Regions from separate parts of the Mus musculus genome. Here region 2 is linked to region 1. A link is a loop called in an ENCODE intact Hi-C map of the cell type or tissue named here. Cell type or tissue: heart. All regions are shown on one strand. Each heading gives the region's core, and the rest is flanking DNA. Links, peaks and the distances in the headings are about the cores only.

What was found. A loop is a pair of places that touch in the nucleus more often than their neighbours do. Peaks named below come from ENCODE experiments on the same cell type or tissue, not always from the same donor. Only the 100,000 strongest peaks of a DNase experiment are listed, where the experiment ranks them.
Region 2: a loop joins it to region 1, with 2.0 times the contacts of the local background. A loop is called at or near these places in 2 of 42 quality-filtered maps.

Annotation. Positions count from the first base shown.
Region 1 is chr5:151,107,829-151,117,972 of GRCm38, forward strand. The region is part of intron 1 of Stard13 (StAR-related lipid transfer (START) domain containing 13); the gene reads right to left. Among named protein-coding and RNA genes, the nearest start is that of Stard13, 77 kb to the right of the region's middle. In heart, for the core only: no CTCF peak of the experiment used is centred there; DNase peaks (open chromatin) are centred at 923, 2,853 and 5,113; H3K4me3 peaks cover 251 bases; H3K27ac peaks cover 269 bases.
Region 2 is chr5:151,018,759-151,028,902 of GRCm38, forward strand. No RefSeq gene overlaps it. Among named protein-coding and RNA genes, the nearest start is that of Kl, 71 kb to the left of the region's middle. In heart, for the core only: no CTCF peak of the experiment used is centred there; DNase peaks (open chromatin) are centred at 2,253 and 4,923; H3K4me3 peaks cover 586 bases; H3K27ac peaks cover 1,197 bases.

The DNA.
Region 1 (10,144 bases), core at 760-8,759:
TCACTTTAGACAGGCCTGTTTATTCATTCTTTTATAACTGCCCCTCTCTGTACCACATGGCCTCTGATGCCACAGTGGGACCCAAAGGCTCGGCTCTAATAAAGCAACACACACACACACACACACACACACACACACACACACACACACACGGTCCAGGGAGAGCAGAGGGTAGCCAGGCATAAGATCACAGGACGAAAGCAGAATCTCTGCTCAGCAACATAAAAGTGTTGGCTTGCACACAAAGACATTCTTGAACACATTTCCATGATGCACAGGACGCAGGACGCAGGATGCCTCAAGTGCATTTTACTCAAGAAAGCAACTGATCTCATGCAAGGTGATGACTGCAGAGGCAGCCCGAATCATGCTCTCTTGTTTGTTATCTGTGGTTCTCGAATCTCCAAAGTGAAAATGCACACTCCCTGGACCATCATGGAAGTCCTGGGTACAGGTCTCAGGAGGTCTCTCTGTGCTTCCCAATTCCAGAGAGCGCCTAGGACGGGTGCCAAACTACCAGGGGTTTCCTGAACTGCCCCAACCCCACCTCCATCATCCACTGGATGTCACAGCCCATCCAGGATGACACTGTCACACTTCATCTAACCAGCCAATTCTCACTCGTTTAACTCCTCTACCTCCTTAATTTTTAGCTCGTGGCGTTACAATTCTGTAATCCTGCCACCCAAGGCTCAGGCTTCCCTCCCTCAACTTCCCGTGTCCTACCCGCACTTACCCCAGCCCTAGAAGTTTTGGTTTATTCCACTCTCCCGTTCCCTCCACAGCCCGCAGCCTCTGCGTCAGCCCAGTGCTAAGCACCTCAAAGGGGCTTGATTAATGTTTTCTTTCGCGAAGGCTGAGGAAGCTTCCAGCGTGGTGGCACAGACAGACATAGCTGGGAACAGATGATCGCCCGCTTTCCCACTTCCGGCCACCACCGAGAGCAGAAAGGAACCTCACTGGTCCCTAGTGACCTGCGGGGCCTCTGCGGAGATTCCAATCCTCCACACTTCCTCTCCCCATTGTTTTCATTCACATTAAAAAGAAACATCAAGAATTTTCATCAGAGCCTCCAGAAGGAAGATTCTGTTTGGAGTGGAAAGAAGCATGTGCTGTCCGATGAAGCAAACCCCTCAAGGGGACGGAAGTATAAGGCAGAGCGTGTCCCACTGACCCTCATTACCAACAGAGTCTTCAGAAGGGGATGAAACTCGCCATCCCTAAAGATGTAGCTTACGAATCATTCTTAAGTACCAACGGCCTATTAGCTTCTGTTGGAAAATTCCAGATCTTTTCTTACACACCCTTGAAGATTATAAACACAGGTTGAAAATGTTCCATGTGGCTGGGCATGTAGCTTGTTGGCAAAATCCTTGCCTATCACGTATGAAGCTCTGGCCAGATAGGCAAACCAAAGACAACACTTTCTACAGCTAAGTGTAGCCAAGATGAGGTTTTTAAGAGACCTCCACCTCCTGGGTACAAAGGCATAATGCAGGCCTTTAGCCGTCCATGAATTCTCTTGTTTTTAAATTTAATTTAACTTTGGTATTTTTGAAGCAGGGGCTTGCTGTGAAGCCCAGGCTGGCCTTGAATTCATTATGCAGCTCAAACTTGCAATCCTCCTGTCTCTGCTTCCAGAATGCATATGACCTCTTAAATGTTACAAAGCTCCTCTTCTTTGGCAAGTGTGGTTTCCATTTACATTCTAAGCTATATATTATTGTGTATTCCATAATGGCACTTCTTTCATAAAATGATCACAGCACCAGCCAGTTTAGAATATTCTAAATGAAGAATAAAAAGAACACACACTCTCTCAGGTTTACCACATTGTAGATTTTAAAAAATTCATCCCTGGCATGATGGCTTCTATTAGCGAAAGCCAGAGTCCACCTAACTATCGGTGGCTTTTGTCAGAACCTTCCCAAGAAGCCACTTCAGCTTTTCTCTTAGGGTGTACAAGGGGCTCCCTGTTTCCCGGCAGCTTCTGAGATGGCAGTTTGGGTCATCCTGGAACTGACATCACCAGTTGCTGACATTCCAATCCTGTTTTCTCCCCTATGGGGACACTTTTTTCAGACCTGTAGCTCACCCCTTACTACCCACACCTGACTCGTGGGCCACTGAGTCACTTCCTGTCTTTCAGACTTGCTGCTAAACTTCTCTTTGTAAGAACAACATTAAATACAAGTTTAATGAATATTGCAACAGAAACAGAATGGCCTTTCAACAACTGTAGGCTAATAAACACAGAGCCCACTGTGGGTTCCTGGAATCTTTTGAGGTTAGGATATGAGAGGGAATTCACCAAAGACTTATCGGTGACTTGGCCAGTGATTTCCACCTGCCAGTGATTCCCAGATGTGCCAGAGACCTCAGAGGTTGCTTGTGGAGGTGGCAAGCGCTTAGTGTATCCAGATGTAAAGACTTTCCCGCCTCCAGGGTGAGTGGAAGACACATTTGTAGTCGTTAGAGATAACAAGCACATTAAGCACAGAAAACTCTGCCTCATTGGATGTTTGAATCCCCAGTGGCCACCCTATGTCTGGAAAACTGTAGAGGTATAGCCAGCATTATATAGAATACACACTTAAAAATAAAAAATGAGTAGTTAGTTAGTTCTGGAGAAAATTCCTGGGTACTATTTTTACACACACACACACACACACACACACACACACACACACACACACACACCCTCACTCTAAAAATTACTCAAAAACTCTTTTGTCTCTTGTGTTCATTTCTGTTTCCATGGAAGCCACCCAACTTTCAGCAGGCACCACACCAAGCTAGATTGTGTAACGGCTGCTTTTGAAAAGGATTCAATTTTTCCCCTTTAAACGACTATTTCAGTTGACCTAAGAGGTTTCTTTTAGCGCTGTTTAGTTTTAGAGAATTAAGTGCATTTAAAAGGCAACTGGGGGTTTTCAAGACTTGAAGGGCAAATCCCCTAAGGGGCTCCCAGCCAGGTGGCTCTGTGTTCCTGACCCCAGTCTACCCACGAGGAAAGCTCTTGTGCCTGTCCGACCATCAGTCCATGAAAATGACAACTACGAGGGGCTTTCCCTTGATAAAACTCCTGCAAAAGCCTCTGTATGCCTGCATTTATTTTCAGTCTAAATTCAAGTTCTAGGCTGAAGATTCACAGCACTACTTGATATTTCTTTTTAAATTATTCCTTTTTATTGGGACAGGCAGAGTCTGTCAGGTATGAGGCAAAGATTCTCAGGTCTTGTATTCCTGCTTCTCTTATGGCATTTAAACAGGTTCTATTTCTTCGAATTTTCTTTTCTAAAAAATTTAACTGTCATGGGCAAGGAGCTTGATGTAGCACAAAACCATAAGGAAGAGTCACATACCACATTAATAGCAGGTACAGAGTACCTAAGCAGGAGGTTCCAGAGTAAGCTCATCTTTAAAAATACTGGTACTTGGCCAGGCAGTAGTTGTGCACGCCTTTAGTCTCAGCACTGGGGAGGTAGAAGCAGGAGGACCTCTGTGAATTCTAGGCTAGCCTGGTCTACAGAGTGAGTTTTAAGCGATTAGGGCTACATAGTAAGACCTTGTATCTCACAAACAAACAAACAAACAAACAAACAAATTTGCGTTCTAGCTATTTCTCAAGGCAAAAATAAATGAAATAGAAATAAAAAGTGTTACTTATTTTAGGTAAATACTTAAGGCAATATCAGGTACTAAATATTTAGGCATTGTTTAGATGCTTTTAAAGTCAGAACCTCTGCCGTCCTTCTGGAGTTGAACCCTCCTGGTTTCAGGATGCTGGCTGCTCTGCTCACCCTGGTTTGGCCTATGCTCGGTGCCCTGGGGTTTGGCAAGTGAGAAGTAGGCAAGTGACAAACCTGACTGAAACCAGCCTTTTAATGTTATTGTAAAAATGGCAGACCGCACCTGACCCTAGATTTTTTTTTTTTCTTTTTTGTTATTTTAGAATCTGGCTTCCCAGTGCTCCTTAGGATGAAAACAAGCTTCCTGTTGTGTAAGCTATACTGTGATATGTGAAGCTAAGGAATTCCTCTTTGGCTAAAGTTCTATCCTGGGCAGTGAGTCCCAGCTTGGGATTTTTTTTTTTTAATAACCAGAATGCGGTTTGCATAAAATGTATTACAAAGATGAACTATGAAAGCCAAAAGGCCAATGTTTTTAAGCATGCAGCTCTTGGCCACCGTGATGGACTAGCGGTGAAGGACGTGGGTCTGGGATGGTCCTGCTATGCTTGATATAACCATGCAGAAAGAAGTGTTTAATCAAAGCAAAAGCAGAAGCAAAACCTTCAGTTTCATTCCGATGCTCTGCATTACGCAAATTTCAAATAAAAAAAAAAAAAAGCTTTGGAAATTTGTAAACAATTTGCAAGGTATATTTGATCACATCATGAATTGCTCCTAAAGCAAAAATAGGTCAGAAATTATATCCACCTTTTCATCTTTTTAAGTGTTCGTTTCTTGGGAAAGCTTTGGTGATACAGCTGCTAAAGGTCACAAGAAGAGTGACTTTAAGATGATTTAAATCTACTTTTTAAAAATGATTTTATTGCTCGCAGTCTATAGTTTATAAGGTCAGAAGATGAAGGGGAACAAGACCTTCTAGAGTGCAGGGCTTTGATAAGGCAGGTTATTATTTCAGGGGTGAGTTGAGAGGGGTCTAATGAAGTGACTCCAAAGAGCAGCTTGCCAGCTGTGTGACTGTCTGCAAAACCTGACCCTTCCCAACATCGAGCCTTACCGGGAAGAGGAAGGCGCTCCGAAAGTCTTTGCAGAGGGCTGAGAATCTTGTGATTTGGGAAATGAAACTCTGATGTAGTACATATAATCAGAGACACCCATGCCACTGGGATAATGTCACAGACTCCAGAGAAGATAAGCCTTGTCCTTCTGTCATGGCTGCCTGAGGGTAGACAATGGCCACACCTACGCCAACTAGATGAAGGAAAACCCCCCGAGAGTGCCAGGGAATAGCATGGAATGCTGAGGTTTATCTGACTCTTGCATTGCTCGGAAAGCTTTGTTGATGAGCCTTGATCCCAGCGGTTGACATGACTTCATAGTGTGGTCTCTGACATAGCAGGCTAAGAATCTCCACAAAACCGCAGGCTCAGCTGCTGCCTCTTGGTCCCTAGGGCCAGCTCCGATGCATTCTTTCTCAATTTGGGGATGAAGTGTAACATTTCTAATTGCTCCCTGTTTTGTGATCCAGTTCTAACAGAAGCAAGCATAAAGGCATGATGCCGGAACGTGGGCCCTGAGTAAAGTCGTGTCTTTAAAGGTCATTCTGTTACTCTAAGACAGACCTTAGGGTGTCTAGGTAAGTAAATAGCCTTGGACAAATCAGCCATGCAAACAGGCCTAGGTGCTTGTGGCCTTGGCTGGCTTTCTCTGAAGTTGACTTGCAGGCATCTGTGACCCCCATTATCTGTTTATTCTGTTCCCACTGCACTTGACCAATGGCAGGCACACAGGGCTACACTGCACCTGAGTTGTCTCAGAAAAGGAAAAAGTTTTACAGCACGCAAAGGTACTTTATGGTTCGACCGGATATAAACACTTACAATAATTGTGGTAGTTACTAAACAGGGAATAGGCTATTTGGGAGCTAACAATATATCCTGACAACATAATGTTCTCTCTTCCTTTATTTGTTGAGATGTTGCCCTTTTCCAAAAAGGCATATTCTGGAATGTCCTCTTTAACATACTCCATTTGAGAAAGGTTTATAAGGCTCACAAAGTTTCTGTGATTATTCTTTTAAACAAAAATTTCTTCCTATAAACTGTTCAAATATTCTGCTAAAAGAAATCTATGTGGCTACTGTTGGTATTTCAGTTGTGGCATGATGCCCAACATATTATGTAGAATGCTCATTTAACCACCTCCATCAGGAGGAGGAAGAGACCAAGGATCAGGGAGGTTAAAAGAGGCGACCTAGGTCTTGCATTAGGATGTTGATACTTGAAACAAGTATTTTTTGTTTCCAGTCTTTGTCTATAACTATGAACTTTTCCAAATTCTTCTGAAGGAGCTAGACTGTACATAACAGATAAAAATACAGAAAAGTTTCTAATATAACTTCTATATGTATACACATACACACATATGCATTAATGCATTAACTGGTAATTAAATCACATAGAATAAGATGTGGAGAAAGGACATCTATAAGGAAGGGTTTACCAAACTCTGCTAAAAATAGAACTTCTTGTTGGCAAAAATGAGGAGAGAAAGTAGAATCACTAAGCAACATTTTCCAAAGGTCGTGGCAGGTTCCCAGAAGGCGCTACAGGAGACCACTGGGTTTCCTGTTGGACTGACATCCCTAAAAGATTTATAGAGGTGAGGGCAGGGAACATTTGATGACCATCAAAACAGAGTGCTCTGGCCACCTAGTCAAAGCCCCTCATGTGGCTTCTTGCTCTCCTGATACTCTGTGGTTGACTTTACTGACACCATTTTGGGGACAGCAATCAGAGCCTCATAGCCGTAGGGAAGCACACACACAACCAACGATGGTGTCACAATTCAAACCCAGACTAGCCTGAGCCTCAAGCCTTCCATCTGCCACAAAGCCAAGCTGATCAAACATGTTTTTATGGCTGTTTTTAGTTGCTGGCACATAGCATTTCCAGCAGGAGAATAAAACAAAGCTCTTGTGACTTGGGGACAGGGGAGAGGAAGTGTGTGGATCAGTAAAAAGGACAGGAGGCTAATCCAGTCAGTCACCTATACTCCTAATTAAGCTAAGCTATCTGCTAGCCAAGTCCTGCATGGCTCCACGGTGATTATCAAGATAGCAGGGACTTCAAATGGTATTGATAATAGACCATAATCAGATTATCCAACTTTGACCCTTCCCACCCCTGTATCTTAAGCAAAAATGTTCTTTTAAAGCTAAGGTTTCTGTGTTTTGTTTTCTGTTATTTACTAGTTCAGAGTGATCTTAGAGACCCCAAGGATGTTAGAGGCAACTTTCATTTACCTGTGGAAAGAAAAAGAAGTAATTCTTGCCGGGTGGACGTGAGATCTCAGAGATCCACTCACGCAGCCTCTTTCTGCCTTCTGTGTGGGTCTAACACTCAGTGGTCTCCACACAGCAGAAAAGCCACAGCAGTGGAGTAGTGGACACAGCTCATGTCCAATAAAAGCATTTTTGTTTATGATGTCTGGGCCACACGAACCTTTCTCTTTTAAAACCAGATATTTCCTGTAGAACGTCTGTACATGAAGAGCTTTCGTAAATGGACGTGAATTTAAATACGGAGAAATGGTTAATAATTTGTTTTGTGAGAGTTCTGCTTTTAAATTCTCTTTCTTACGGTGATGCTTTTTTATGTTTGTTCATTTCACTTTCTGTGTATCAGGGTTTTGCCTGTGTGTAGCATGTGCGCATCAGGCAGTGTCTGAGGAGGAAATATGAGGGCATCTGACACCCAGGAACTGGAATTATAGGTAACTGTGAGCTGCTTTGTAGGTGCTGGGAACTGAACCCAGGTCTTCTGGAAAAGCAGCCAGTGCTCTAACCACTGAGCAACCTCTATTCCCTATGGGTAGCTTTTGACTTTTCAAAAATATTCTGAGTCTTAAAAAAGCAACAACAAAAAACCACCACCACCACCACCAACAACAAAACCAACCAAAAACCAAAACCCTTAGCATGTATCCTGTAAACGTAGACCATTCTATGATGGGACCATTTATTTTAAGCTTGAAAGTAGGTTCATGTTTAGATATCATATTTTAAGATATTTAGCACAACGTGTAAAGTTTGCTTTCATAGGGACATAAACAGCCATGTTTGCTAACAGGGAACCTGGTAGTGCTCTGCTGCTTGTCATTATCAGGGAGAATATTGGGTGGAGTCAAAGTAGCAAAGAATTAAAATGAGAAGACATTTGGGATCCCCAGAAATATTCCTCATTTTGGAGAAAGTGAAATGTATTGTTTTCAACTAAAAAAAAAAAAACCAATAAACTGCTCTTTTAGAAAGGAGATTATATATGCTATTAGTCATTTTCAGCAGTGACTACGGTTTCCAGAAGCTCTGATTACAGTTTGTCTGGTGGGACAGCCCTCCCTTGTATAAACACATACACATACCCGTACTTCACATGAGCTGTAATTTCGCTGGAACTTCAAGGAAAAAGTTAAAATAAATAAATAAATAAATAAAACTCATATTTTCCCATGCTTTTTCGCTTCTTGTGTAAGAACTTTTCATGAGGCTGAAGTAAACTGTTTCATTTGTTTCCCTTTGTTCTTCCCGTCTTACTGGAAGCAAGCACGAGCTGGATGCAATCATCTTCAGCGAGAATAAATTTGGACGATGGAGATGACTCAAATCAACGACTAACAATTAAAATGTTTAGCTCTGCTGCCACTTCGGATATGCCATTTTAGGGCCACCATGCTCATCTATTCTAATGTGATGTGTATTTCCCCTTCATGGCAACCTTTAGTGCCATCTTCAGACTCATCTCTCTGCAACTTGGCTTTTGAAATTCCGTGGCAGTCAAAACACAAAGTGGGGCCTAACGATGCAGTGTGGTGGTTGAGGCCCTGCCCTCATAAGCATGAGGTGCTGTGTTCAATTCCCAGTATCACAGAAACAAAACCACACAACACCCTCTGTCACAAACAGCAGCAGCAAAAAGCAAGAAAATAGTAAAAACCCAACAATCTCCACATCCCCAACACGAATCGAACCTCTCCAGCCTCCTTTCTTGGAGCTCAACACAATTCCTAAGCCTGTCTGGTGTCCCAGGCACCTGGAGCTGACCAATATTTTCCTATGTGATGGATCCCATAGCAACCAGATTTGTGTCAGGGACACAAACCAGCTGTTTGAGTGCTGCCAGCCATTGGCTTCCAAAGGTTCATAACAGTGTTTAAGAACTCAGAAGTCATCATTTTTCAGGGCACTGTGTGTGCCTGTGTATGAGTGTGTGTGCATGTCCTAGCCACCTTGTTTGAGGAAGGGTATCTTGTTCTCCACAGGGTTGCTGGCCTGTGAGTTTCTGCAAATTCTCCTGTTCCCACCTATTTCACTAAAGGAGCACAAGGATTACACTCACTCAAGACGATGCCCAGTTTTCACATGGGTTCCGGGGATCCACCCTTGGTGTGAGATTCTCACATTGGTGTGGTAAGAACCATACTGACTAAGCCATCTCCTCAGCCCCAGAACATTAGACACGAGAGGAGAAACTATCTACACGGGGAACCACAGTTGCTTCCGAGCAATGCCATCTTGGAAAAGTGAGTAAGCCTCATGGAGCTTTAGTTTCCTGGCTGTGAAATGTAGTTGTGAGGTACCGTATAGTGTGGCTGGCAGATGGGAACCTTTTGGTGCATCTACTACTATTAAGGATCACATGGTACAGACTGTGAAAGCAAAGGTCTACAAAGCAAGGCACAGAGGAATGCATTAGAAAGCTTAGTGCTTCTATTTTGTGTATTTTACTTAAACGTCTTAACAAAACTGAATTACTTTGCCAGTATTTACTCTCAGAATGTTACGAAAGCCCTGTTGGTAGTTTCTGAAGGCGAGTGGGAACTGCGTGAGGCAGAGGGTTACTGTGTGGAGCAGCAGTCTCCCATGTGTCCTTGCTTTCAAGAAGGCTACTCATCATGACTTAGGAAAATCTACATGGACCCAGCTAAGAGCACTGTGTGGGCTCTATGTCTCGAGCTATTAGTGATGGTAAACATGAATATATACCGACGTGTAAAGATCGATATGTTAGAAATGCTGCTTACAATCTCGTGCTGTCAGGAGGGCTTAGAAGTCTCCAACCTATCATCATGGGATACATTCTAAGGATGTTTACTCACAAGCACTGTGATGTAATAACTGAGATGACTACTCGGAGGTAGGTAGCAAATACAAGGTAGATGCCATAGACAGTGGGGCGGTTTGAGTACCAACAGGGATGGAGCGCAGTGGTGTGAGATTCCATTATACTACCTTGCTTGACGACAACTTAAGACTTACAAACTGTTTATTTCTAGAATTTTCCGTTTCATATTTCCTGGCTGTGATTAACAAGAGGTAATAGAAGCCATGGGAAACAACATGTTGGATAAGGGAAACTACTGTCTACTTACAGCAGTGAGGTTTCCCCCCCCCC
Region 2 (10,144 bases), core at 972-8,971, 89 kb before region 1:
TGTCGTGGGTTCTCTATCTGGGCTGAGTAGATGTGTGTTGTGTCTTCTCTAGGAAAAGTTTTGTCACACAAAAGCAGGGGTGAACAGAGGTGGGGGTGGTGGAAGGGGGAGAAAGGGAGGAAGAGAGGAAGAAGGGGAGGGAGAGAAGAGAGGGAAAGAGAGAGAGAGAGAGAGAGAGAGAGAGGGAGAGAGAGGGAGGGGGAAAGAGAGGGGGGAGGGAGGGAGATAGGGAAACAAATTCTTGGAAAAGCCAGCACGCGTGCTGTGACCTTCATTTACATTCTCTTCTTGGAATATAAAAAATAAAGCACTAGCTGTCCTAGGCAAGCTTTCACTTCCATTGTTCTTGTAGCTGTTACTCACCTGTCAGCAATTATTTCCCACCCAGCATGCTGGGAGTGTGTGTGTGTGGGGGGGGGGGGTGTTCTTCTTCTTTCCATTTTCCCAACCTATTAAGTAAACACAGGTGCTCTGAGTTTCTTTATGGCACCATTTGTCAGTCTCCGTTCTTGTCACGGAAAGAAAGAGAACATTATGTGGCCATTTTGCTGAACTTGGCAGTTTAATGTAACAGCGAGCTATTTTACCACCTCTAGATTTTTAAAATATTTCCATTCCCTGAAAATAAAAAGTGATCTTGTGTAGCTACAATTTTCTCACCTCCTCCAGATTTGACACACTAGGAGCAATAGGAATCTGTGCCATCAGAAAGAGTGGGACCAAGTCTTTAAAACTCTATTGAGTCCTGCTCCCCACTTGGGGGCTAGGGCATGCTTGTGGTGGAGTTGGCCTCCTCCTGCAGGCTGCTTCAAACACAGCTTTCCAGCCACCTTCTGTCCTCTCACTTTTCTCCTGTGAGGCCATTTCCTCCTCGCAAGGTCCACTTCTGTTTTCGTTAATAAACGTCTTAGGAGGGACTGGAGAGATAGCTCAGTAGCTAGAGTGCTTCATTGCTATTGCAGAGGGCCTGGCTTGGTTCCTAGCATGCACGTGCGTGCGCGCGCGCGCGCACACACACACACACACACACACACACACACACCTACACACCTGTAACTCAAGCTCCAGGGAATCTGATGCCCTCTTTTGGCCTCTGTGGATCCCTGCATCCCTCATATATGTGAAATAAAAATAATACTTTTTTTTCTCCTAAAAATGTCTTAGGACCTATCTGCTCTCTTTATTGATAAATCACTTCTTCTCTTTGTTGATAATTTATCTTTATTGATAACAGCTTATGTTAACTCACCCTTAAGACAAGCACCTCCTTAGAATGACTCCTTTCAAAGATAAATTGGTCAGATTGGTCTTGGAATTCACTCCATTTGCCTCCTGAGAGAATCTTTGAGAACATATCTCTTATAGCTTGTTCTTTGAAAAGAACACACACACACACACACACCAGGTTTTTGTGAGGTTTCTGGCTGCTCAGAAACTGTACTTAGCATGCTGCCAAGAACAGCTCTGTTCCTGCAGAGGTGGGTGATTATGGGGAAGTAATTTTTAGAATGGCCACATTAAACAATAACGAGGGAAGGCTCCCTGGTGAATTTCGTTGCTTTGTGTGACCTTCCTTAATGTAAATTTCAGAGGTGTTAATGCACCGATCAGAGCAGCTATCTTGATTTTAATTTGCACAATGACACTCGGAGCACAAGCTCTTTGGAGACAGCTGGAGTGTGAGTTTGGTAGTGTGTCACAGTGAGTCAGGAGGCCTTGTGCCCTTGGATGCTGACCCTTGAGGACTTCGGGTGGGGCTTGTCGACCATGTGTGGTCTTGCAAATTTCCACTATAGTTGAAAATGGTCGCATGGCCTTCCTGTGGTCCTGCTGACCCAATCGGTGTTTACTCAGGGGCTCAGAAAAGCGTTGGAGGAAGCAATGCTCTCAGTAACCCAGAAGCCCTATTCATGGATCGAGCATGCATGCGTGCGCGTGTGTGCCAGAGGTGAGGTGAAAACAGTAGTGGATTGTACACTCTCCTTGCCTGTCTGGGAGGAAAACATTCCCAGAGGGTTGCTGTACAGACAGAGCAGAGTTAGGTGAGGTGGGAGAGAGGGATGCTTCATGCTTCCTGTTGTTCCTCAGAGAGGACTTGGAGATGGGAGCCATTTTCTTTCCCAGCCTTCACCCCAGCTGTCTTACCCCTCTGCTCTGGGACTGCTGCTGTGCATCTCCGTGGTTTACAGAACCGGCTTCCAGCTATCCTGCGCGTTAAAGCGGCAGCGTCTTCCTGCTTGGCCCCTGTTGTGACTCTCTTGTTGCCTGTGTTGAAATTTTCCCCGCCCTCGTCAGTTGGAGAGGAAATTGGTTGTCATCGTGCACGTTCCTCTTCCTTCACTAGGGTAGGAAGAGCTTAGCGAGGAAGATGGTCCTGAGAAGCGGGACAAGGTCGGGATCACTTTATATGTCACCGAGCACTGCTTCATACAGCCCTTCCAATGGCCTTGGCCTTCTAGAAATCTAAAACAGTGAACTGTTAAACACTTAACTGCTTTTAAAATGTACCCACACACACATAGTACTCAGACAAGCATATACATACACATTAATTTTTTTTTTTTTCCGAGACAGGGTTTCTCTGTGTAGCCCTGGCTGTCCTGGAACTCACTCTGTAGACCAGGCTGGTCTTGAACTCAGAAATCCGCCTGCCTCTGCCTCCCAAGTGCTGGGATTAAAGGCGTGCGATACCACTGCCTAGCATTAAATAAATATTTTTTAAAAATTAAAGATGCACATTTTTGCAGGATATTTGATCACATTGTAAACCCAGAGATTGTGAACTGGGGAAAAACAAAAACAAACAAAAAAAAAAAACCCTGTTACTTATTGTGGTGTAGCTGAGCCCTAACACACACCTTTAACCCAAGAGCTTTCAGCAAGCAAGAACAAAAGGTAGCCAAGGATAGGCCACAAGGTAGAGCAAGCAACCAGCTGAGGGGGAATGAACATAAGGAAAGAGAGAGAAGGGTCTTCGAGGTGAAGGGTGCTTCACATCGTGAAGTAGGACAGGGGGCTTTTTCCTTCTGAATGTCAGTGGAGTAGGAAGGTCAGCCTGTGTGTGTGTGCATGCGTGTGTGTATATGTTTGTGTGCATGCGTGCGTGTGTGTGTGTGCTCTTTCTGCCTCTCTGCATTGGCAGGTTTTCACCCCAGCATCTGTCTTCTGAGTCTTCACTGGTAAAAATCGAATGGCAGGGATTTTATTTTAAAACAGCAGTGCATGATATTGAAATAACAATCCATACCCACTAGAGTGGGCATCCTTCAAAGGTGGCAATGGGAGATGTCACCGTGCAAGAGGGTAGCGAGACACTGGAGTCCTCAGGCTTTGCTGGCAGGAACATAAAATAGCTGAGACTTTGGAAATTACTTTGGCCATTGCTTAAAAGCTTGAAGCAGGAATGAATTACTTTGCAGCTTCACAGCTGAGAATCTACCAGAAATTTAATTCCGCCCACACAGTCACTCTTGGGCCTCACTGCTGACAGTCTTTGTAAGGAAGGCCCAGGCCAGGAGCCTTCGTGGAGGACTCTGAAGAGTCCAGGACATGACACAAATTCTGGGCCGATGACTTCACTTTCTCCAGCCAGGTCCTGCCTAACTCATCGTGGGGAACGTGGGAGCCTGCACTTGTCACAGCAGCACAGGAATTTCAAAGAATTTCAAGATGGAGATGGTCATAGTTCATACAAGGAAGAATTGTTTGTCTTTCCTCTGTTTCCCATTGACATGATCAGGCAGAGCTGGTCTCTCTCTCCTCTTTATTTTTTACTACATATGTTTTTGAAAATTCCTTGTATTATTGTTTTCAATGTCGGCCCGTTCTCTGTGGCACATTCTGGGCTGAAATTCTTCCATGACCATGTGTGGCCACCTTTGAATGTGTTCTTAGCCTTTCATCTTGTTTCGAAGAAGCAAGATGCAGCTGGAGACCCAGAAATGCTGAATTCTCAGTTGCCTCTTTATCAATCCCTTGTACCAAGGATTGGTCAACTATGTGGGAGCAATTGGAAGCCCAAGTGCATTGTAATTGACACCTTTTCAAAGGACTGAGAACTATGGAAAAAATCCAGGGCTCTCACCCCAAGTCTCAATTTTTGGACTAGCTGCACCCAGACATGTCACTGGGTGAGAACCTGGAGGTGTGTGTGTGTGTCTCAGTGGGGTATACCTCAGAATTTACAGGTCTGCAGGCTCAGGTACATAATGAGTAGTTTCTCCTCCCCATCCCTTTGTAAATCCTGAATTCATCAGGAAGCTTGCAGGTCTCAGTCTGCAGTGTCTTCATTATGGAGATTATCTGCTAATTATACTTAACATGTTCTGTGGAAGACTCCAGCTCCTGTCTCAGCAGAAAACCCCAAGAAATCTACTCTGTATGGTTGTCATGGCTACTCTGTGGAGAGCAGCCTCCTCCTCAAAGAGCCAGGAGAACAGAGATTCAATTGCCAGGGTTTTCTGTCCTGGGTAGGTAATTTCAGGAGAGTTTTTCTGTGCCTTATTTTATTCTTTAAAACACAATGGGAGTAGTATTGGTCTAATGCATAAATGATGTGTATGTTGAAATTACACGGACATGGAAATCAATGGATTTGGCACGTCTGTAATGTGCTCGCACAGCAAAGCCTCATGCAATTGTGCCCATTTTCAAGGAGAGATGACAACTTTTAGCTCTAGAGGCTCGTCCGCAGTCGCAGAGCCTGAAGTGTCACCTTGAACAACCTATTTTCAATCTCTGCATAACATCTTGACTTTGGAATGTGGGAACTGGAGACGCTGTTTGTTTTACGCTCCCAAATCCTTGAACCGGAATTACAGCTTGTTCTTCTGTCTTCCCTGGGAAAGCAGGCCCCTCCACCCCTTCCTAGCGAGCTCCACAGAGCTGGAGCCCCGCTGAGTGAGCTGCTGTTTAAAATCCCTCCTGAGCCAGAGTCTGTCCAAGTTCCCCGCTGGGTGTCTGTTTTGCATCAAGCTGAGCCCAGAATTGGATCTAGTTCACCAAAACTGGACCAGCTAGACCTTGGGATTCACGGGGAAAATCATAACAGTATCTCAGTCCCTCTAAGCAGTTCCCTTGCCGCTGGCTCCCTCAGACCTTTGAGAAGCTGCAGAGCTAGTTGGATATTTCTATTCCTTGAATCCGATGCTGGGTATAAACACTGCTGGGTTTATCCCAAAACTCCTCAAAACTGATGGATAGCAGGAAGCTGCCATTTCCAAGTTGCTGTGGAATTGAGAGTCCTACTGGCATGAGAAATAGTCAGGTCCTTGTGTTGTGATTATAAAAAGATAAAGAAATATTAAGATATAATCTGTGGAGGTGTGGTGAGGTATGGGGGGAGGGGGGGCCTCAGCGGGGCCCATGCCAAGGCATCCCTTCCCCATGAGGGACCAGCCACACAACGGTATAGTATAGAATAGAGTTTATTCAGGGCACGGGGAGGGGAGTTATGAGGGTAATAGAGGCAGAGAAAGGCAGAGAGAGGGAGAGAGTAGAGAAGTAGAAACCAGCATGAACACGTGGAGAGTGGGTGGGGGGAAAGGGAATAGAGAGAGATGGGGAACAAGAAGGCAAGAGGCAAAAGAGAGAGGCAAGAGTAAGAGAGAGAGAGAGAGGAGGGGCCAAGCAGCCCCTTTTATAGTGGGCCAGGCCTACCTGGCTGTTGCCAGGTAACTGTGGGGGTGGAATCCAGACAGAATGCCAACACCTTGGTCTTCCTCTGGTTAAAAACAAAAACACCAACTTGACAAAATTGTGTTTTATAAGACGGAGACAAAGCAGACTCAGCAAGTTCTTAACAAGGGTAGGACTTCCCACAATCAAAGGCTTCTGGGTTCTCCTAAGTGCAAAGGTGAGATTTGGCAGCCTTGAGCTGTTTTTGTAGTTAATCATAGTTGTCACCTTGACGGGACTGAGAAATACCTACTAGATTACTGAGGGCACCTCTGGGTGTCCCTGTGTGTGCTTCCAGGACTCAGGCCTCATGCATGGACAGTTTAATTTAGTTCACAGTCCATGTTTGAGTGGACTGTTGAGGATCAGTGTACTGGCTAGTTTTGTGTCAACTTGACACAGCTGGAGTTATCACAGAGAAAGGAGCTTCAGTTGAGGAAATGCCTCCATGATATCCAATTGTAAGGCATTTTCTCAATTAGTGATCAAGTGGGAAAGGCCCCTTGTGGGTGGGACCATCTCTGGGCTGGTAGTCCTGGGTTATATAAGAGAGCAGGCTGAGCAAGCCAGGGGAAGCAAGCCAGTAAAGAACATCCCTCCGTGGCTTCTGCATCAGCTCCTGCTTCCTGACCTGCTTGAGTTCCAGCCCTGACTTCCTTGGTGATGAACAGCAATGTGGAAGAGTAAGCTGAATAAACCCTTTCCTCCCCAACTTGCTTCTTGGTCATGATTGGAATAGAAACCCTGACTAAGACAATCATTGAAATGGCGGAAGCTGGGGAGTGCCCTTCAGTTGCTTCTAATTCTGCCCTCTTCCTCCTGCTCTGCTTCCACCCTGAGGTGAATGGCTGAAACTTTTGAACCAAAAATAAAAATTCTCCCTCTCCATAGGTTATTTCTACCAGGTCCTTATAGGGATGACAAACTTAATAAATGAAGTAGGGGTCATGTGGGAGGAGGCTGCCAGCAAGTGTTCTGATATCAAGGCAAAACTCTCTTGTCCTGGAATGTTCTAGAAAAGTACATCTTCCAGGCCCGCAGGAAAGTAGGAGTTGTGGGGTGTGGTAGAGTAGGGGTACAGAAACAGCCCTATCCATCCCAAACATTATTGATGACAAAGTGAGGTCGCTCTTCAGGTTAAGGCCTTTTTATGCTGTGGCATAATTTCAGGTTTCTCTTCATCCTGAAAATAGCTGCAGATGCCAGAAATCCAAGTAGCAGGAGATGAAGCTTCAGATTCCCGGCAAAGAGATAAAAGGCTTAGTTATGCAAATATGTGGTGGAGCAGCTCAGTCAGGTCTTCCACAGGTGGGCTGATTGGTGCTGATATAGGGTCGGGAAAAGCACCACACAGCAGAGGGACTGATGGCTGCTCTTGGTCATCCACCTGTCACTCCTGGGAACCAGGAAAGAGCAGCCTCTCTCAGATTGGCTCATGGGCACATTTGTGGGGCATTTTCTTGATTACTAGTTGATGTTTGGAGGGCCCAGTTCCCTGAGGAAGGTCCTATCCCTGGGCAGGTGGCCCTTGGCTGTCTGAGCAAGCCAGTAAGCCTAGTTCCTCCCTCCATGTTTTCTGCTTCCAAGTTCCTGCCTTGGCTTCCCTTGATGGTGGACACCCCTTTCTCCTTAAGTTGCTTTTCGGTAACAGTGTTCATTGTAGCAACAGAGAGCAAAGTAGAGCAAGGGCACCTGAGACAAACCTGTCCAGCCTTGGGAGAACCTAGGGAGGGAGGGAAGGTAGGCAGGCAGGCCCTGAGTACCGCCGGCTTCCCAGGGCCCATGCAGGGGCTGGCTCTTCTGTATGCCTGTAGGAAACAGTGTGGTGCTGTTTCCTGTGAGATAACCCAGATTTAGATAACCTGGGAAATGAGTCAATGCAGGCTCATTGTGTGATTATCTCCATCAGGTGAACCACACCCCTCTGATAAATTGGTGAAACCCAGTCTTCTTTAAAGGTGAACTGGTGTCTCTCGGGCTTCACTCATGGCCTCATCATATTCTGAAGACTGAGTGAATTTGGGCCTGAGATCCACTGTGGCCTTGGGTTCCTTAGGATCCCTTCCTTCCAACTGCTGGTAACTACTGACATTGCAAGACATCAGAGCAAGGCAGGGCAGGCTGTGAGCAGGCCCCCTAAGGCCGGGTTTGGGGAGAGGGGCTCTCTGTGAGCAAATGTTAATTCTGTCCCTTGTGTTGTCCCTTCCCTTGTCCCAACAGGTTGAGTCTTGTCATATTATTGTCTTCTCTCTGAAGAGTTAATCCAGCTGGGCCAGCCAGTTACCTGGTCTAAACTGTTGCTTGGAAAAGCGGATACACCTTAATTGGGCTTTGCTAAAATGGTAGGAGGAATAATTATCCCTTTGTATGGATAGTGTATCCTTCTTTTCCAGAAAGCTTGGCCTCAGTGGGCTGCTTTCAGAACTGCTATGTTTCTGATGAGCTAGGGCCTGTCTGAATACTAACTCAGCAAAATGTTCTGTCTGTCTGTCTGTCTTTCTGTCTCTCTCTCTCCAGATCTCTTCGGGCTATGCCAAGATTTGCAGCTTGACTAGAGTGTTTTTGTTTTTGCTTTCATTCTAATTAAATTGTTTTGAGCTTACTTCTGAACCCATTCTTAAGCTATTTTATTAATGAGAATAGGAACCCCAGAGGCAACCCCAGTAACATGCACTACCTCAGGCAGAAGTTGTCAGTGGTTCAGGTAAGAGATGAAAACATCAAGGCTGACCAGTGGGAAATGTGTCTGAACCCCCAAAGCATCTGCAGAGGTCTGAGAGGTTTTAGCTCCTGAAATAAAGATTGCTCCTTGGTCATTAGGCAGAATAATTAAGTGTTAGGGTCTGGGGCAGGCAGGCTCCTAACATATGCACGACCTAGGCAGCTCTCTAATTGGCTGGAAAATGCAGCCATCTGGCATCGGCAAGGGCAGTTTTCAGAGCAGCCGGTTCCCTAAGCCGCTGCACCGCCCCCATACACATAAGGCATGGGTACTCAGTGTACAGATTAAATGGCAGCTCCTATTCGTGTCATATTAGCAATTCTAGTATAATAAAGGATGAAGACTGAGGTAGCAGACATGATGCCAAAGAGGTCTCTGCCACAGCCTTCTCCTGCTTGTCTGTCTGTAACTGCGAAACTTCCCACTGTCTGTTTCTTTCTTCTGTTTTTTTTTTTTTTTTTAATCTCATTAACTACTTTTATTGCTTCTTGGCCATCTTCTCATTAGACTGTGTGCTGGTTAGATTTCATCTTATTCCATCTTATGCTTTACTGTTTTCAACTTTCCATAAGCTAGGGTCATCTGGCAACAGGGAAACTCCGTTGAGAATATGCCTCCTTCAGATGGACAAGTCTGTAGTGATGTGCTTATAAAAAGATAGAGAAAGAATATGGGATGTGTGGTGAAGTATGGGGGAAGGTGATGTCTCAGCAGGCCCATGCTAAGACATCTCTTCCCCCTGAGGGACCAGCCACACTATGGTATAGTATAGAATAGAGTTTATTCAGAGCATAGGGAGGGGAATTATAAGGGCAGTAGAGGCAGAGAAAGGCAGAGAGACAGAGAGTAGAGAAGTAGAGGCCAGCCATGGCCATGAGCATGTGGAGAGAGGGTCGGGGGAAGGGAATGGGAAGAGAGAGGAAGAGCAAGAGAATAAGAGAGCAAAAGAGGGAGGAGGGAGCAAGCAGCTCCTTTTATAGTGGGGTCAGGCCTACCTGGCTGTTGCCAGGTAACTGTGGGGAGGAGTTTAGACAAAATGCTAACAGGCAGGGACATTGTCTTGATTAGTGATTGATGTGGGATGGCTCAGCCCACTGTGGGCATTGCCACCCATGAGCATGCCATAAGGAGCAAGCCAGGAGGAGCAAGCCTGTGAACAGTGCTTTCTTCTCCTTGGCTTCTGTTTCATTCCCTGAATCTAGATTGATGCCCTGACTTTCCTTGATGATAGACTACAATGTGGAAGTGTGAGTCAGAGCACCCTTTCTTATGCAAACCGCTGCTGGTCATGGTTTTTATCACAGCAATGAAAATAATTAATTTTAAATAATAATACTATAATATAAACATTATATAATAAATATTAATATAAACACATGATATAATATAAATAATATAGTATATAATAAATAATACTGTATGTAATAGAAATAATATAATATAGAATATGGTATAAATAAATATAAAATAAAGATAATAAAATGTAAATAATAAATAAACTAAAAATTTACAGACAAATTTTGTAAGGTCACTGAACACCTAAGTTTGTTGTCTCAAATACTTTCTGTGGCTATTTTCTAACTTATTCACTTAGGAATTAATTAAGGTTTCTATTTGTTGAAAACAACTGTTTCATGTTTAAACATTTTAGAAACAAGTTAGCTTTTTTTTTTTTTTTTTTGAATACCAGCCAATTCACTATTCTTTGCACTGCTGGGTTATGTTGAAATTGTCAAAATGCAAAAT